Linked DNA regions of Homo sapiens: regions 1 and 3 are each linked to region 2. A link is a contact called in ENCODE Hi-C or POLR2A ChIA-PET data. All regions are on one chromosome and are shown on one strand. Each heading gives the region's core, a stretch centred on a gene start or an enhancer-like site at or near the end of the contact. The rest is flanking DNA. Distances are from core to core; before and after follow the strand shown.

Region 1 (2,700 bases), core at 195-2,694, 140 kb before region 2:
GCGAAACCCCATCTCTACTAAAAATAAAAATAAAAATAAATTAGCCAGGCATGTAGTGCACACTTGTAGTCTCAGCTATTCGGGTGGCTGAGGCATGAGAATCACTTGAACCCAAGAGGCGGAGGTTGCAGTGAGCCAAGATCATGCCACTGCACTCCAGCCTGGGTGACAGAGTGAGACTAGTCTCAAAAAAAAAAGGTAATAGAAACCACTTCAGACTCCAGATATCTGAAACCTAAGAGGAATTTATTTTTTTTAAGTATTAGTCAGCTCATAGAAGCTCTGGGAAAGGTGAGGAACTGAGTGTGCCACTGTACTGGTTCTAAAACATAAGCAAAACTTCTTAGACAGTCCCCTCATGGAAGGAGGAGTCTAATCGCCACCCCTCCTTGAATATGGGCTAGCCTTAGTGACTCTCTCTTAATGAATAGCACATGGCGGTAGAGATGCTCTATCATTTCCAGGTGATACAACTTCTGCCTGACTCTCTCTTTCTCTCTTTTTCTCTCTCCTTCTCTCTGTGTCTGTATATCTCTCTGTCTCTCTGTCTCCCTCTCTCTGCATGTGTCTCTCTGTCTCTCTCTTCTCTGTCTCTCTGTCTCTCTCTCTCTCTTTCCTTCCTTCCCTCTCTCAATGTTCTCCCTTGGGACCTCGCCTCCATGTTGTGAGGAAGCCAGGCAGCCCCATGGGAAAACCACATCGAGGTGTCTGGCCATGGCCCCAGCTAAGGTCACAGCCAAGAGCCAGCATCAACCACCAGCCACATGAGCAAGCAGGCCTCAGATGATCCTAGCCCCCAGCCTTCAAGCCACTCAACCAATGGTGAGTGGAGCAGAAATGATTGTCCCTGCCAAACCCTGCACAAATTATACTTTCAAAAGCAAAACGAATGTTGATCCTGGTTTGAGCTCCTAAGTTTTGGGGTGATTGCTTACATGGTAATAGATAACCAGAACAGCAACTCTGCAGCCACGAGCACCACCTAAATTGTGCCACAGGAGCTCTGCAGCCAGGGACCCAGGGTTGCTCTGAGGCCCTTACAGTTCATCCCATGGTTGCCAGACCCCACAGTCAGTGCTAGAACTTCTGCTGTGTTGCCACTGTTGTGGCCATGATGAGAAGAACAAAGGGTGACCAGGCAATCTCAGAGTGCGTGTGCTGGCTGCAAGCAGGGGCTCAGAGGAGGGCACAGCTCTGCTATTGACCAGCTGTGTGAGCTTGGGCAAGTGTCCTAACCACTCTGGGACTCAACTACTTCTTTCTGAAGTGGGATCAGTAGGGGTACCATATGCATGGAGTGGTTGTGAGAATTAGACAAATTAATAGATACAGATGATGAGAACAGTGCTGGGCTAATGAGTATGCATTATTCTCTACCTCGGGCCCCCCATCACTTCCTATCTAGTACGTGATTTCCTTCTAGCAGCTGTTATCACTACATGACCTTATCGCATGTATTGATGTGCTCTCTTGTTTTTGGTCTGCTCTCCTTCCTGTTGGGTTGTAAGCTCGATGCAGGAAGGAAGTATGTTTTCCTGTCACTGAATCTTCAGCACCTAGAAGAGTAGGCGCTGATATATCAGGCTAGATGTGTCAAGCACATATCACACGCTCAGTGAATGTTTGCTGAGCAAATGAATGAAGTGGCTGATAATATCACCAGAGAGCTAAGATAGGACCTCAAATAACGCTAATACAAAATAGACACCATAAGGCTTGTGAGAGAGGTGCACAAAGCTAACAGGCTTCAAGGAAAGGGAAAGAAATGAAACCAATGGGGAATTCTAGAAAAGGCTTTGGAGAAGGGATGCCACAGGGGTTGGGCCTCAAAGGAGAGACAGGACTTCAAGAGATGAAGATGTAACAGAAGATGGGACTGAGAGAGAATTAGTAAGAGCCAAGACCAAAGTAGGGAAGGACAGGACATGCTTAGGGAAGGGCCAGTGGTGCCCTTGGGCTGGTCTACAGCAATTGAGGTTACACAGACTGGCTAAGACCATTGTCACAACCTTCCAGTGTGTCCCCCAAAGGGTAAAATATTCTCCAGGTCCCAGGTGGATTCAGTGCAAGCACCTCCTGTTCAGCTCCACCTGGGCCTGACTCTTCCCGTGCTGGGTGAGCTGAGAATGATCCATGCAGCCAGGCTTATGGCTGAAAGGATCCCAGAGATTTTCATCCTTTTCCTTTTGTAAGAACACAGACACAGAGGTTGGGCTTTCAATTCTAAATTCTAAAGAAGAGAAGATGCCCCATCTTCAGGAGGCCACCCTGACAACGTCTAGCACTGGGACAAACAATTGCAGGGAGCTCCAGGAGACAGGTGGGGAAGAATGTGTGAACAGAACTGACTGCTATTGAATTTAAGATGGTATTATGTTGGTGCAAAAGTAACTGTAGTTTTTGCCATTACATTTTTTTTAAATGACAAAAACTGCAATTAGTTTTGCACCAACCTAATATTTAATTATTTCCTGCCTAAAAATGGGGACATAAATGAAATATTCATTGACTGAATATATTCATGTTATATAAATATATATATTTATATATATTATATATATGTGAATATATATTATATATATGTGAATATATATAAATGTATATATTTATATATATGTGAATATATATAAATGTATATATTTATATATATGTGAATATATATAAATGTATATATTTATATATATGTGAATATATATAAAT
Region 2 (2,931 bases), core at 424-2,923:
TATATGGCATATATATATGGCATATATATATGGCATATATATATGGCATATATATATGGCATATATATATGGCTATAGAGATGGCATATATATATGGCATATAGAGATGGCATATAGAGATGGCATATAGAGATGGCATATAGAGATGGCATATAGAGATGGCATATAGAGATGGCATATAGAGATGGCATATAGAGATGGAATATAGAGATGGAATATATATGGCATATAGAGATGGAATATATATGGCATATAGAGATGGAATATATATGGCATATAGAGATGGCATATAGAGATGGAATATAGAGATGGAATATAGAGATGGAATAGATATGGAATATAGAGATGGAATAGATATGGAATATAGAGATGGAATAGAGATGGAATATAGAGATGGAATATAGAGATGGGATATAGAGATGGGATATAGAGATGGGATATAGAGATGGGATATAGAGATGGGATATAGAGATGGGATATAGTGATGGAATATAGAGATGGGATATAGAGATGGAATAGATATGGAATATAGAGATGGAATAGATATGGAATATAGAGATGGAATAGATATGGAATATAGAGATGGAATATAGAGATGGGATATAGAGATGGGATATAGAGATGGAATATAGAGATGGGATATAGAGATGGAATATAGAGATGGGATATAGAGATGGAATATAGTGATGGGATATAGAGATGGAATATATAGATGGAATATAGAGATGGAATATATAGATGGAATACATATATATTCCATTGCATTGTTCTTTACAAACATTCATTTAATTATGTAATTGCTAATTAATTGCTTGGTTGTTATAACAACGAAGTATTTGATTCCTTATTTTATCTCATCATTTAAATTTTATTTCGCATATTTTCACAATGCACTGGATCTATTACTGAGGAATTTAATTAAATAATCATTCGAACCATGGGCTCGAATTGTTTACTGATAAAGCCCGACGACCAAAACAGCCTAGCGACTGCTGTTTGGAGCCCCTCGGCCCAGGGCCCGTGGCTGTTCTCTCCAAGGGACCATCTCGCCCCTCAGCCAAGTCGCCCGGAAAACGAGCGCTCGACCGCCTCTGCCCCGCTCTCGCTCTGCACACAGCAACGGTCTGGTCGCTCAGCCACTTCCTCCTTCCAGCCTCATCTGGTTCCCAGGCCGCTGGGGACTCCCAACGCCACTGTCCAAGACTCTAGGGTCAGCAAGCGCCCCGGGCGGAGAAGGGCGAGGACGAAGAGCGCCGGGCCGCGACCAGGAGCCCACCCGCGCCCTCCGACTGCAGACATGGGGAAGAGACGCGGGAACTCCAAAGTCGCTGGGTCTGCGCAGGTGTGTGCCGCGATCCTGTGAAGGTCAAGGCCTCCTGTGAGGGGGAGTCGTCCTGGAATGCGATGGTGAAGTGCTCCAGACCGGCCATAGGCCGGAAAGAGTGAGGAAGAAGAGAATGCAGGAGGCCTGCGATTTCTAAGGCGCGCGCGCACAGGGGTGCTGCAATTAGGATGGGGCAATGGGAGCTTGGAGAAGGGGTGCTAGCTAGGAGGAAAGGCGCGTGCGTGGAGGAACGGCGCGTGCGCGGAGGGGCGGTGTGTGTGTCAGAAGAGGCGGCGCGTGCGTAGAGGGGCGGTGAGAGCTAAGAGGGGCAGCGCGTGTGCAGAGGGGCGGTGTGACTTAGGACGGGGCGATGGCGGCTGAGAGGAGCTGCGCGTGCGCGAACATGTAACTGGTGGGATCTGCGGCGGCTCCCAGATGATGGTCGTCCTCCTGGGCGCGACGACCCTAGTGCTCGTCGCCGTGGCGCCATGGGTGTTGTCCGCAGCCGCAGGTGAGAGGCGGGGAGGAGAGTCTTGGCGCAGGGCGGGAGGTAGGGCACGCAGCTGGGCTACGGGGGCGGCGATGCTGTTGGGGGCGACAGACGCCCAGTCTGGGAAACCTTCGGTCCACTTTGCCGCGCCAAAGATTAAACCCGACCTGGGCTCGCAAATCAACCAGGAGAAAGTGGTGTTCTGGGTCCTCTCTTGCCGCTTGCCTGTGGCCGTGTACGGGTCCTCGGGAGCGCCCGGGTCCCACCCCCGTGAAATGGCGGTGCCAGAGCTTTGTGTCGAGTTTGATTCTTTCCGGGAAAGTACCGCGGCTCCGCTGGTCTGTTTGATAATAAACAAAACATTTCCCGAAATGCATTTCCTCAATCTGGTGAATAGGCGCCCAGTCCCACGGGGGAGTGAGCTAAGTGTGGCCAGGATTTCTCTGCCCTCAGGATTCATACAGGCCAATAAAAAATGACAGTCGGAGTGACTGAAGCATAATTGTCAGTTCTCGAGGTTTACTAAGCCTGCTTCAGGGCGCATCCGGGAAAAACGTGAGCCACAAACACGTCTGTGACTGGTTTTCCAGAGGTTTTCAGGAGGTGGGGCAGGAAGGCAGTAAGGCAAATAGTTCTGTGAGAATTTAGTTAGTGCCCAAGAAATCTGTATTTTAAGATACCATGAGTGTCTTGAAGAGAAAAAGAGAGTAAAGGGAGTCAGTTATGCAGATGCCTCTGGGTAGATGGAGTCTTGACTTTGTTTTGCACCTGAGAAGATAAGCTTGTAATTGACATGGTCAGTGTGGAAGGCCTGAACTAGTTTTTCAGATTAACTTTGGAATGCCATTTGTTGAGAGGAGAGGTCCATTCACATTGTTGGGGGGCTTAGAATTTTATTTTTGGTTTACTTAACTACCTACTTTTTTCCCAAAGAAATAATCATGTTCAAAACTCAATGAAATGTTATCTCAATGAGATTGTAATGTTGCTCAGTCTTTCAGAAGTCATAAAAATAGTCATACTTTTTAAACTAGTAAATGCAATTCTAGGACCCAAGACTAAGAAAACTGTCCAAAATATGGGAAGACATTTTTATTTATACTTTTTTTTTTTTTTT
Region 3 (2,700 bases), core at 81-2,580, 250 kb before region 2:
AGATCAGAGTGAACCCATGTGGCAAATATTGGTGGAAGAAAACCAGAACAAAGCAGCCCTGAAACCAGCAAGCACAGCCACCAAGATGCCCTCTTCCCCAGGACATTGACAAGTTATAGTAGCATGCACTGGTGCTGGGGGCAGAAAATGTCCATAGACACCAAGTAATGCTATTCTATTTGGCAAATAAAATGATTCATTCCCACCCTCAACCGATAGGACTATGTGGGTGTTTTGTTTTGTTTCTAATAAGAGGCCAATTTCTGAGTGACTTTTGCTTAAGCAAATGTCAAGTTGCTGATAGACCATCCCTTTCGGGGAGGATAGAAACCCGACCCAAAGGCTCCTTTGTCCCTAAAGACCTTTCAATCAGAGGGATGGGGAAGGAGGTTGGGAGCAGCAGGGAGGAAATATCCTAATGCTACTTGTCATTTAGTCCAGAAATTTAGCGACCTGAACCTGGCAGGAAATTATGTATTTTAAGAAAAAAAAAACATGATACACTCATGTTCATAGCAGCATAATTCGCAACAACCAAAAGCACCCCAAATGTCCATCAACGAATGAATGGATAAACCAAATGTGGTATATCCATATACTGGAATATTATTCAGCCTTGAAAAGGAAGAAACTTTGATACATGCTACAACATGGATAAACCTTGACGACAATATGCTAAGTGAAAGAAGCCAGTCACTAAAAGACAAGTGCTGTATGATTCTACTTATATGAGGGACCTAGAGTAGAACAAATTCATAGAGACAGAACAGAAGAGTGAATTCCAGGAACTTGGGTCGGGGGGAGTGGGGAGTTGTTTAATGGGTGGAGCTTCAGGGTTGCAAGTTGAAAAGAGTTCTGGAGATGGGTTGCACAACAATGTGAATTTAATTTAAATCAATTTAATGTGCACACTAATGCATATAACATTACTGAACAGTACTCTAAACATAAGACGGTAAATTTTATGTTATGAATATGTGATCACAGTTAAAAAAAAATATGAGGGAGGTTGTTTTTGAGTAGACAGTTGCTGGAGGAAGGCACGTGAGTTGCAGCCTGACCAGTGCGACCAGTCCTCCTTCAACAGCCCCGCTTGCCTTGAAAAGGCGCCCTTACTCCGCTCAGGGGGCCTGTCCCGCGCGGCTGGCACAGGCGCTCACAATAACCTCCTAAAGCGGTGCCAGCCGCACCTCCGCGCGGCCCCGGCACAAGCAGCCAATGAACACGCGGCTGCGCCCGGCCTCGCGCCTCCATTGGCTGCGCCCCGCCACCCGCTGCCCCGCAGGTTCCCAAGCCGGGTTTAAAGGGGTAGGGCGCGGGCCAGGGCCCCACCATCGTTTCCCCGCGCGCAGGTCCGCGGGGAGGGGCGGCCTGCCGACCGGCCCACCCCAGGGCGTTCCTGAAGGGCGTCCTCGGCCGCCCCCACCGCCTCCCAGATGTACTATGCGGTTTCCCAGGCGCGCGTGAACGCGGTCCCCGGGACCATGCTGCGGCCACAGCGGCCCGGAGACTTGCAGCTCGGGGCCTCCCTCTACGAGCTGGTGGGCTACAGGCAGCCGCCCTCCTCCTCCTCCTCCTCCACCTCCTCCACCTCCTCCACTTCCTCCTCCTCCACGACGGCCCCCCTCCTCCCCAAGGCTGCGCGCGAGAAGCCGGAGGCGCCGGCCGAGCCTCCAGGCCCCGGGCCCGGGTCAGGCGCGCACCCGGGCGGCAGCGCCCGGCCGGACGCCAAGGAGGAGCAGCAGCAGCAGCTGCGGCGCAAGATCAACAGCCGCGAGCGGAAGCGCATGCAGGACCTGAACCTGGCCATGGACGCCCTGCGCGAGGTCATCCTGCCCTACTCAGCGGCGCACTGCCAGGGCGCGCCCGGCCGCAAGCTCTCCAAGATAGCCACGCTGCTGCTCGCCCGCAACTACATCCTACTGCTGGGCAGCTCGCTGCAGGAGCTGCGCCGCGCGCTGGGCGAGGGCGCCGGGCCCGCCGCGCCGCGCCTGCTGCTGGCCGGGCTGCCCCTGCTCGCCGCCGCGCCCGGCTCCGTGCTGCTGGCGCCCGGCGCCGTAGGACCCCCCGACGCGCTGCGCCCCGCCAAGTACCTGTCGCTGGCGCTGGACGAGCCGCCGTGCGGCCAGTTCGCTCTCCCCGGCGGCGGCGCAGGCGGCCCCGGCCTCTGCACCTGCGCCGTGTGCAAGTTCCCGCACCTGGTCCCGGCCAGCCTGGGCCTGGCCGCCGTGCAGGCGCAATTCTCCAAGTGAGGGCGGGCCTGGGCCTGGGGCGCGACCTCGGCCCGGCCTCCCTTCGCTCAGCTTCTCCGCGCCCCTGCTCCCTGCGTCTGGGAGAGCGAGGCCGAGCAAGGAAAGCATTTCGAACCTTCCAGTCCAGAGGAAGGGACTGTCGGGCACCCCCTTCCCCGCCCCCACCCCTGGGACGTTAAAGTGACCAGAGCGGATGTTCGATGGCGCCTCGGGGCAGTTTGGGGTTCTGGGTCGGTTCCAGCGGCTTTAGGCAGAAAGTGCTCGCTCTCACCCAGCACATCTCTCTCCTTGTCCCTGGAGTTGCGCGCTTCGCGGGGCCGATGTAGAACTTAGGGCGCCTTGCCGTGGTTGGCGCGCCCCGGGTGCAGCGAGAGGCCATCCCCGAGCGCTACCTCCCCGGAGCGGAGCACGCCGGCTCCCAGTACTAGGGGCTGCGCTCGAGCAGTGG

Evidence for each region. A loop is a pair of places that touch in the nucleus more often than their neighbours do. ChIA-PET counts read pairs that join two places held with the same protein, here RNA polymerase II (POLR2A). Pooled maps may share reads with other maps.
Region 1: a loop to region 2 is called in a pooled map, with 3 times the contacts of the local background. The contact joins the enhancer-like site here to the promoter of IFNAR1 in region 2. A Hi-C loop is called at or near these places in 9 of 168 maps with a recorded cell type or tissue (CD4-positive, alpha-beta memory T cell, CD8-positive, alpha-beta T cell, HepG2 and 6 more), 4 of 37 single-sample maps with no recorded cell type and 18 of 50 pooled maps. POLR2A ChIA-PET finds 5 or more read pairs at or near these places in 13 of 52 experiments (A549, CD4-positive, alpha-beta T cell, CD4-positive, alpha-beta memory T cell and 9 more).
Region 3: a loop to region 2 is called in a map with no recorded cell type, with 2.1 times the contacts of the local background. The contact joins the promoter of OLIG1 here to the promoter of IFNAR1 in region 2. A Hi-C loop is called at or near these places in 4 of 37 single-sample maps with no recorded cell type and 5 of 50 pooled maps. POLR2A ChIA-PET finds 5 or more read pairs at or near these places in 1 of 52 experiments (WTC11).

Annotation. Positions count from the first base shown.
Region 1 is chr21:33,184,572-33,187,271 of GRCh38, forward strand. The region is part of intron 1 of LOC105372787 (a long non-coding RNA gene); the gene reads right to left. Among named protein-coding and RNA genes, the nearest start is that of LINC01548, 16 kb to the left of the region's middle. Within about 2 kb of position 1,445, at least 2 of the 41 ENCODE cell types and tissues checked have a DNase peak (open chromatin) inside an H3K27ac peak, as active enhancers do; they include CD4-positive, alpha-beta T cell and CD8-positive, alpha-beta T cell, where a contact is called at or near this core.
Region 2 is chr21:33,323,297-33,326,227 of GRCh38, forward strand. IFNAR1 (interferon alpha and beta receptor subunit 1) reads left to right here and starts at 1,674. Exons shown (of 11, transcript NM_000629.3): 1 at 1,674-1,835. The coding sequence starts at 1,760. RefSeq lists promoters at 378-1,661, 1,015-1,685, enhancers at 698-1,600, 888-1,097, 1,318-1,367, 1,601-2,502 and cis regulatory regions at 1,106, 1,597-1,606, 1,663.
Region 3 is chr21:33,068,811-33,071,510 of GRCh38, forward strand. OLIG1 (oligodendrocyte transcription factor 1) reads left to right here and starts at 1,331. Exons shown (of 1, transcript NM_138983.3): 1 at 1,331-2,700. The coding sequence starts at 1,437. The coding sequence ends at 2,252.